Linked DNA regions of Mus musculus: region 1 is linked to region 2. The links are chromatin contacts, found by Hi-C or POLR2A ChIA-PET in ENCODE. All regions are on one chromosome and are shown on one strand. The core of a region is the stretch at or near the end of the contact, and the rest is flanking DNA. Distances in the headings are between cores, read along the strand shown.

Region 1 (3,338 bases), core at 139-2,638, 46 kb after region 2:
CCCGCTTTATTTTGCTTCCACCGCTCTTTCCAGCGTTTTACTCTTCCTTTGTTTCTTGGAGACAGTGTGTAGACCAGGCTGGCCTGGAACTCATAGAGATACGCCTGCCTAATTCTACCTCTTTCCAAGTCAACTTTCTCCCTTTCTCTATTTCCACGACGAAAAGTCCTGGAAGGCAGTCTCCGGCATCAGCACTTCTCCCAGTCCCATTACTCTCTGAAGAAGGGATGCTGGTTATTATTGACCGCTTGGAGCTGGAGGAAGGGCCTGCTCCCCTCCACATAGCCCAGTGTGAATGTGGCACCTAAGAGCGCTGGGATCATCTATGTAAGGAATGCCTGCGTGCACGCACAGAGTGGGCGCCAAGGGCTCCAGCAGCCGGGATGCTTTAGGAGCTCAGCGCTCGGGAGGCAGTGAGTCCCGAGCCCTGGCTTCCCGATGCCTGGGTTCGAATCCCGCGACCCCGGGCAAGCACCTCGCTCGCTGCCTTTGTGTCTCTTTGAGTCCTACTCCTCCGCCCGGTGCGCTGCGGCAGGCAGGCCGGCGGGCGGTCGCGCGCGAGGTTTCGAGGAGGAGACACTCCTCGGCTCGCTCGGCCAGGCCGGGCCGGCCCACGCCGCTCCTCGGGGACCCGAGATGCTCCCCCAGGGGGGCTCGGAGGCCGCTCCGGGGAAGCCGCGGCCCTCTTCGGCCCGCGCCCGACGCGCGCCCGCGCCCAGGGCGGGGCGTCCACGCAGCCCCGGCGTCCCACGGCCGCCCGCACCTCTTTCTCTTCCCTCCCTGGCTCCGTCACCCCGCTCCGAGAGGGCCGCGCTCGCTCGGCTCAGCAGCGCCTCCCGCGAGCCACCACCGCCGCCGCCGCCGCCGCCGCCGCGGCCCCTCCCCCGCCCCCCGCGCGGCCGGCGCCCGTCACGTGACGCGCCGCAGCCAATGGCGGGCCGAGCCGCGGTCGGCGGCCGCCATTGCTGTCAGAGCGAGCGAGCCCGGGGAGGGAGGAGAAGCGCGGCCGACTGGGGAGGAGGGGGGGGGTGGGGAGGAAGAGGAAGGAGGGGACGGCGCTCGGCTGCCGGGGTCGCCCGCTGGCTTCGTCCGCACCCCCCCCTTCGCGGGCTCGCGCAGCGGCGGCGGCGGCGGCGGCGGCTCGGGGCGGCTGCGGGGCTCGCGTGCCTCCCGCGCCGGCGCGGCCGAGGGCGAGTCGCCCGCCGGCTTGGAGATAAACAAGGCGGCCGACGAGGCGGCGAGGCGGAGGCGGAGGCGGCGGCCCTGCGCGACAGAGGCGGGCGGCGTTGCCGGCCCGCGCCCCCCGCCGCCGCCGTCGTCGCCGTCGTCGCCACCGCCGCCCTCGGGCCTCCCGCGCGGGCCTCGCGCCCCTGGTGCCCGGGAGCCGCCGCCGCCGCCGCCCGGCCCGGCCCGCTCCGACATGCCCCGCTCTGGCGGCCGGGCTCGCGGAGGACCATGACCGCCGCGGCGAACTGGGTAGCGAACGGGGCGAGCCTGGAGGATTGTCACTCCAACCTCTTCTCGCTGGTGAGTGGCGGGGCGGGGGGGAGCCCGGGTTGGGGGGCGCGACCTCCCCGCCGCGCAACTTTCTCCTCCCGGAGCCCTGGCGGCGTCGGCGAGCGCGGCGCCCGGCGTGGACGTGCGTGGGGAAGTCGGGGCGCTGCGGACGCCGGGGCGCGCTCGGAGCGCCCACCTCCGTGGCAATCACACCCCCTCCCCTCCCCTTCCCCCCTTATTTTCTTTTTTTTTCTTTTTTCTCCTCCTTCCCCGAAATGTGGAAGGCTTTTCTGCCTTGTGCAGCCGCCGGCGCGGGTGAGCTGCAGGCTCGTCCTCTCTCTCTCTCTCTCTCCCGATCGGATCGGCTGCTCTCCCACTCGCCGGCGTCTGCCTTCTGATTTTTTCTTTCTCTCTTCCTCTGTTTCTCCGTTTTTTTCCCTTTTTTTTCCTTTTAATATTTCCACAATGACACCTGCGATTTCGCCCGAAAACAGTTGATGGAAGGCGATGGTGTCAGGGAAAAGGACTCTGGCAGCCGGAGCTCGCTCGCGCCGTTGTAAACACGGACAGCCGCCCGCCTCTCGGGGTTTACTACGCCGGAGAGCGGGAGAGCCATTGCTCGGAGCCCACGGAAGGTGGAGGAAGCTGCTGCTCCTCGCTCTCCTCCGCTGCCTTTAAAAACTGTTTTCTCTGCTTTAACAAGGAACACACACACACACACACACACACACACACGAGCAACAAGCTGGGCGGTTTGATAACATCGCTTTTATCTGCCTTCGCCTCTCCTCTCTCCCGCTCTCGCCTCTGATAATTGACAACTTTTGCTTTGGAAGTGCATCGCCTGCCTTAATCTCGAACCATTTAGGGTGTCAATTGTTCTTCTGGAAGCCTGGCACCGGGCGACGGCGGCTCGATTCGTCGAAATTAAAAATGTATAGAGCTCCAGCAACTCTTTCCTGGCGGTGGCAGTGACATTTGGTGGTAAATGCCATCTTTGCTTTTTATTGGGTCGTATTACCTAGCTCTGAAAACATTCGCGTTGTTAAACCCGGCGCTTACGCTGATAATGGGAGTGCATGGTCTTTAAATACGCGCTTTGTGCCTGAGTTACTGTGTGTGTGTAGCTATGTGCCCGGGAGAGTACGAATTTGTTTAAATATTGAGCAAAGATTTGTAAACAGATGTAAGGCAATTATGTTTCAAGCGTAGAATATAATTGGAAAATTGGTTGAACGGCCTATTTAATTTAGCCTTAAAAACTCAACTTATTTTAGTTGTGTGCCCAATTTTGGTGGGGAGGGTGCTGGGGGGGAGGGTGCTGACTTTTGGAGAGCATGCATTTATTGCAAATTATTTTCTGGAACCCCTGCTGCAGATAGAAGCTTTATTTCCTTTTAGTCCTTGTTTACACTGGATAAATAATTTAGTGTTCAAATTGTAATTAGTTACATTTAATTATGGGTGGCATAGATGCTTTTTCTCCCCTTGGAGACTAGTGGAGAAAGAGGAATTGTTGCCAACTTTGGAAGTGTCATTCTGTTTTCATGCTGATGAAGAAATCAAGCATGATTTTGGCCTACAAAGACACAGGAGTGACACAGTCCCCCTGCTCCCACTCTTGTAAGCAGGCTGATTCCTGATCACCCCGAATTTTATCCTGAGGCTGTTTCGAGGTTCAGTTAGAAGTTGGGGGTCCTTCCTTTTACCCCTGTGGTAATTTACCGTTGATCTTTTGATGTGAGGATAAAACTACTTCTGTCTCTTTTTTCACCCCCCCCTTCCCTTGTCTGTCATTTATTATTAGGTTCAGGGACCTTCATAGATCAGCAAATGTATTG
Region 2 (3,375 bases), core at 357-2,856:
CTGGCACCGTTGAGACCCAATTATGAGAAGCCAGAGTGGAACTGGGAACCCAAAGTTGGAAAAGCTGTTAGCTTCTGGCAACGGATCTCCTCCAACTTCGCTGTTCCTGGCCTCAAAACACTTAACAACAAAAATCCATTTTTAATGAGAATTCTTTCTCTTTTTTTTTCCTTTTATTTTAAACCAGCGACTTCACACTTTGGGCCAGCAGACTCCAGCCTCCCTTACAAGCAAGAATTGACTCTAAACTGATTATGGGGGGCGCGCGGGGGGGGGGGGCGTGTCCGGTGGGCTGCCCGGTCAGAGTGGCTGAGGCAGTGATTGACTGGGCATTAAGTCATTTGGTTCCCACTGTCCTTCAGTACAAGCCTGGCCAGCCGGGCCAAGTAAAAACTCATGAGAGTCATTTTTATCACACAGGCAACGACTGCCTGGCTGTCTGAGTTTCCGTCTCCCCAACAGATTACGAATCTTACAAACCATCTATTATCCACTCGGCAACTGGCAAACGTGAACTTGGCCAACACCGAGGCAGAACGCTGACAGAACGCTGAGATCCAAGTCAGAAGAAGTGGGAGAAAGAGAGAAAATTTCAGAGACGAGCCAGACAATTTCTCAACCTGTAAAAACATGTTGTATTTACCAGGTCTGGTACGGAAGCCAAACTTGGGGCTCGGTGTTTGTCTTGGGCCCTGGGCCTGGGTTCTGTCTGATGCTCCCAGAACACTACGCCCCTCCTCCCTCTCCTCACATCTGATGATTGGCGTATTGTTTAGAGACGAAGAGGGACGATCTCGCGCTCCGGAGGAAGCTGGCAAGAAAGTTCGATTCTATAAAAAGAAGCGCGCGGTCAGGGTTCGGTTTCCTATTCTGACTCAAGGCAAAGAGACTCAGAAATTCCAACCCAGAGGGTCAGGATGGGCTCCAGAGCCTGTTCCCTCGCCTCCTGCCTCCTCCCTGTTCTCGCAACTGGCCAGCTGGGATTACACAACTCACACTAATTTTATTCCGCACGCGGCTGTTTCTCATTAGGAACCGGGATTTTTTTTTTTTTTTTAAACCTCTCGGTGCCGTGTCACTCGCGCCGGATCCAGGTGAGTAATTCCACTTCAGAACAGGAGCATTCTATTCGCACCGCAGGCGGGACTCTGAGAGACGTGCGTTTGACGCGTCGTCCAGGCAGAGACCTCCATGTTTTTGCTCGCGGTGCCAAGAGCCAATTTTCTCCTCTGAATTCCTAACTCACCAGTCTCATGGGTTCTATTCCTATTCCACTGGGGAGGAGGGAGGCGAGAACACTTGAGTCAACCCGGAGAATGTTTTTTGGATACCCAGTACCTGACAACGGCTTCCGAAGGGGTCTGTCTTCTCTCCCCTCGCTCCCCCTGCCCCCTTTTAAAAGCTGAATTCGCCAGATGTTCTGAGAGTATCTAAAACCTGGCTTTCCTGTCTTCCACATGCATTATGGTGTTGGATCCAAATCACAGCACGTCCTCAGTGGTTCTGGAGAACTAAATGAATACAGAGACGAACCTTTCTCTTAAGTGTCTGAAACCATCAGACCTAGGTGTTCGCATCCCGGTCCTTGGGATGCCTCTGGACCAAACTCACATTTGTAAACAGTAATGTGGCTTCCTAACATTAGCCTCACGCACCCTCCTTGTATATTCTTGGCTGTGTACCAGAGGAGGCAGAGCAGCTGCATCTCCCTAAACTCTCTGGGTAGAGTGAAGTGCAAGGGATGGCTCACTTGTGACTTTACTGAACCTGAAATTCGGCTGGGGGCAGGGCTCAATGTATATAGAGCACTGTAGTGTATAGTGTTATGTGCAGAGTCCTGGCTTTGATCCCTAACACCACTAAAAGAAAAACAAACAAACAAACAAACAAAAAACAAAACAAAACAAAAAAACAAAGGAAGGGCTTCAGCCACATCTGGAGAGAGCTGGGTAGGCAGTTGCCCTCTTGTCTTTGGGACTCCAGGCACCCCTGTGCCTAAGGAAGGTAGAACTCCCCCCATCCCGCCAAAGCTCCCTCTGGCTGGTACCCTGCTTTGCATAGAACAAGCCTGAGCACACCATGCCACCTTGCTAGGCCCTCGCCAGAATCCAAGAATGGCGCATTAACCAGATGGAATGCAACATGCATGTAAAGAAATAAGAGCCGTGCCAGGAAAGTTGGCAGGCTTTCTGGAATGCTTTAAACAGTGTGTGTGTGGGTAGAAAGAGTGAGCCCCGAGTCGGCCAGGCGGTCTCCTTTTCTGAGAGCTGTTTCCTTTACAGCCATAGCCTGTTTAACCAGTCAAAATAAATACGGTGTTAAAGGCCCCCCTTCTACTGGCTCCTGGTACCGAGCGGTTTGTCAAGGCGTTTGAAATATGACCTGGGCTCATTGGGGGGGGGGGGGGGCGTGGACTTTTAACTGAGTGGAAGAGACATGCCCCTTCTATGGGGAGGGGGAGGTTAGTGAAAGGGTCATTGAGGCAATGTTCTGAGCAAAGACACCCAGGAAGAAGGAACCACCACAAGGTCCTCACTGCTGGCTTGGAAATCAGTACTTCTAGGTGGCTTCATGCAAGCTCAGGCTGACTTTTAAGGCTTTCTGTCGCCAACAGCTTCGGGAGGAACAATGAGACAGATTTGCACAGCAGTTGGTTGTTTCTGAAGGCACCTAAGGGGAGAAAGAGAGAGAGGAGAGAGAGAGAGAGATATGATCCAGGCCTTTGCTTTATTATTATTAATGTGCGCCGTCATCATACGTGTTTGCGTGTGTGTGCACTAGTGTGTGTGTGTATGTGGATAACACAGGGTAATACTCTGTAGATATATATGTAAGGCTATGTAGTAACAGGGTTACATAGGATCTCACTATGTAAATCTGGCTGGCCTGGGTCCATCTGCCTCTCTCTGCCTCCTGAGTGCTGGAATCTGGGATCAAAGGCACGCACTAGCATTCAGTTCTGCCATAGTTTTGGAAACTGCCTCTCTCCTCACTGAACCAGGAGCTCTCTGATGGATGACCAGGAAGTCTCAGAGATCATTCTGTCTGGCCTTCTCAGTGCTGGGATTACAGCAATGCCCAGCTTTCTTTCCGTGGATGCTGGGGATTGAACTTGGGTCCTTTTGCTTGTGGGGCAAGTGCTATATCTGCGGAGCCACCTAATCACCCTCTGGGCCTTTGCTTTATCGAGAAAAAGTCAGTTCTAAAAAGCCACAGCCACAGTTCAACCCACGCTGGGCATTTAGCTTCTCAGATCCCCATAAACAGCCCTAACCACTCGCAGCAACTTGCCACGATGGGCAGCCAGGAAGGGGGGACTGGACAGAATCTTAAGCAACTCTGCATTCCAGGGATGGCAGATGGTCTCAGAAGCAT

The links. Hi-C counts contacts between places; a loop is a spot of excess contacts on that map. ChIA-PET counts read pairs that join two places held with the same protein, here RNA polymerase II (POLR2A).
Region 1: a loop to region 2 is called in a map of heart, with 3 times the contacts of the local background. The contact joins the promoter of Med13l here to the enhancer-like site in region 2. A Hi-C loop is called at or near these places in 13 of 37 maps with a recorded cell type or tissue (T-helper 17 cell, gastrocnemius, heart and 2 more). POLR2A ChIA-PET finds 5 or more read pairs at or near these places in 2 of 5 experiments (Patski and embryonic stem cell).

What each region holds. Positions count from the first base shown.
Region 1 is chr5:118,559,331-118,562,668 of GRCm38, forward strand. It overlaps Med13l (mediator complex subunit 13-like), which reads left to right and starts at 1,389. Exons shown (of 31, transcript NM_172424.4): 1 at 1,389-1,527. The coding sequence starts at 1,456.
Region 2 is chr5:118,513,330-118,516,704 of GRCm38, forward strand. No RefSeq gene overlaps it. Among named protein-coding and RNA genes, the nearest start is that of Gm46921, 22 kb to the left of the region's middle. Within about 2 kb of position 1,607, at least 1 of the 3 ENCODE cell types and tissues checked has a DNase peak (open chromatin) inside an H3K27ac peak, as active enhancers do; it is heart, where a contact is called at or near this core.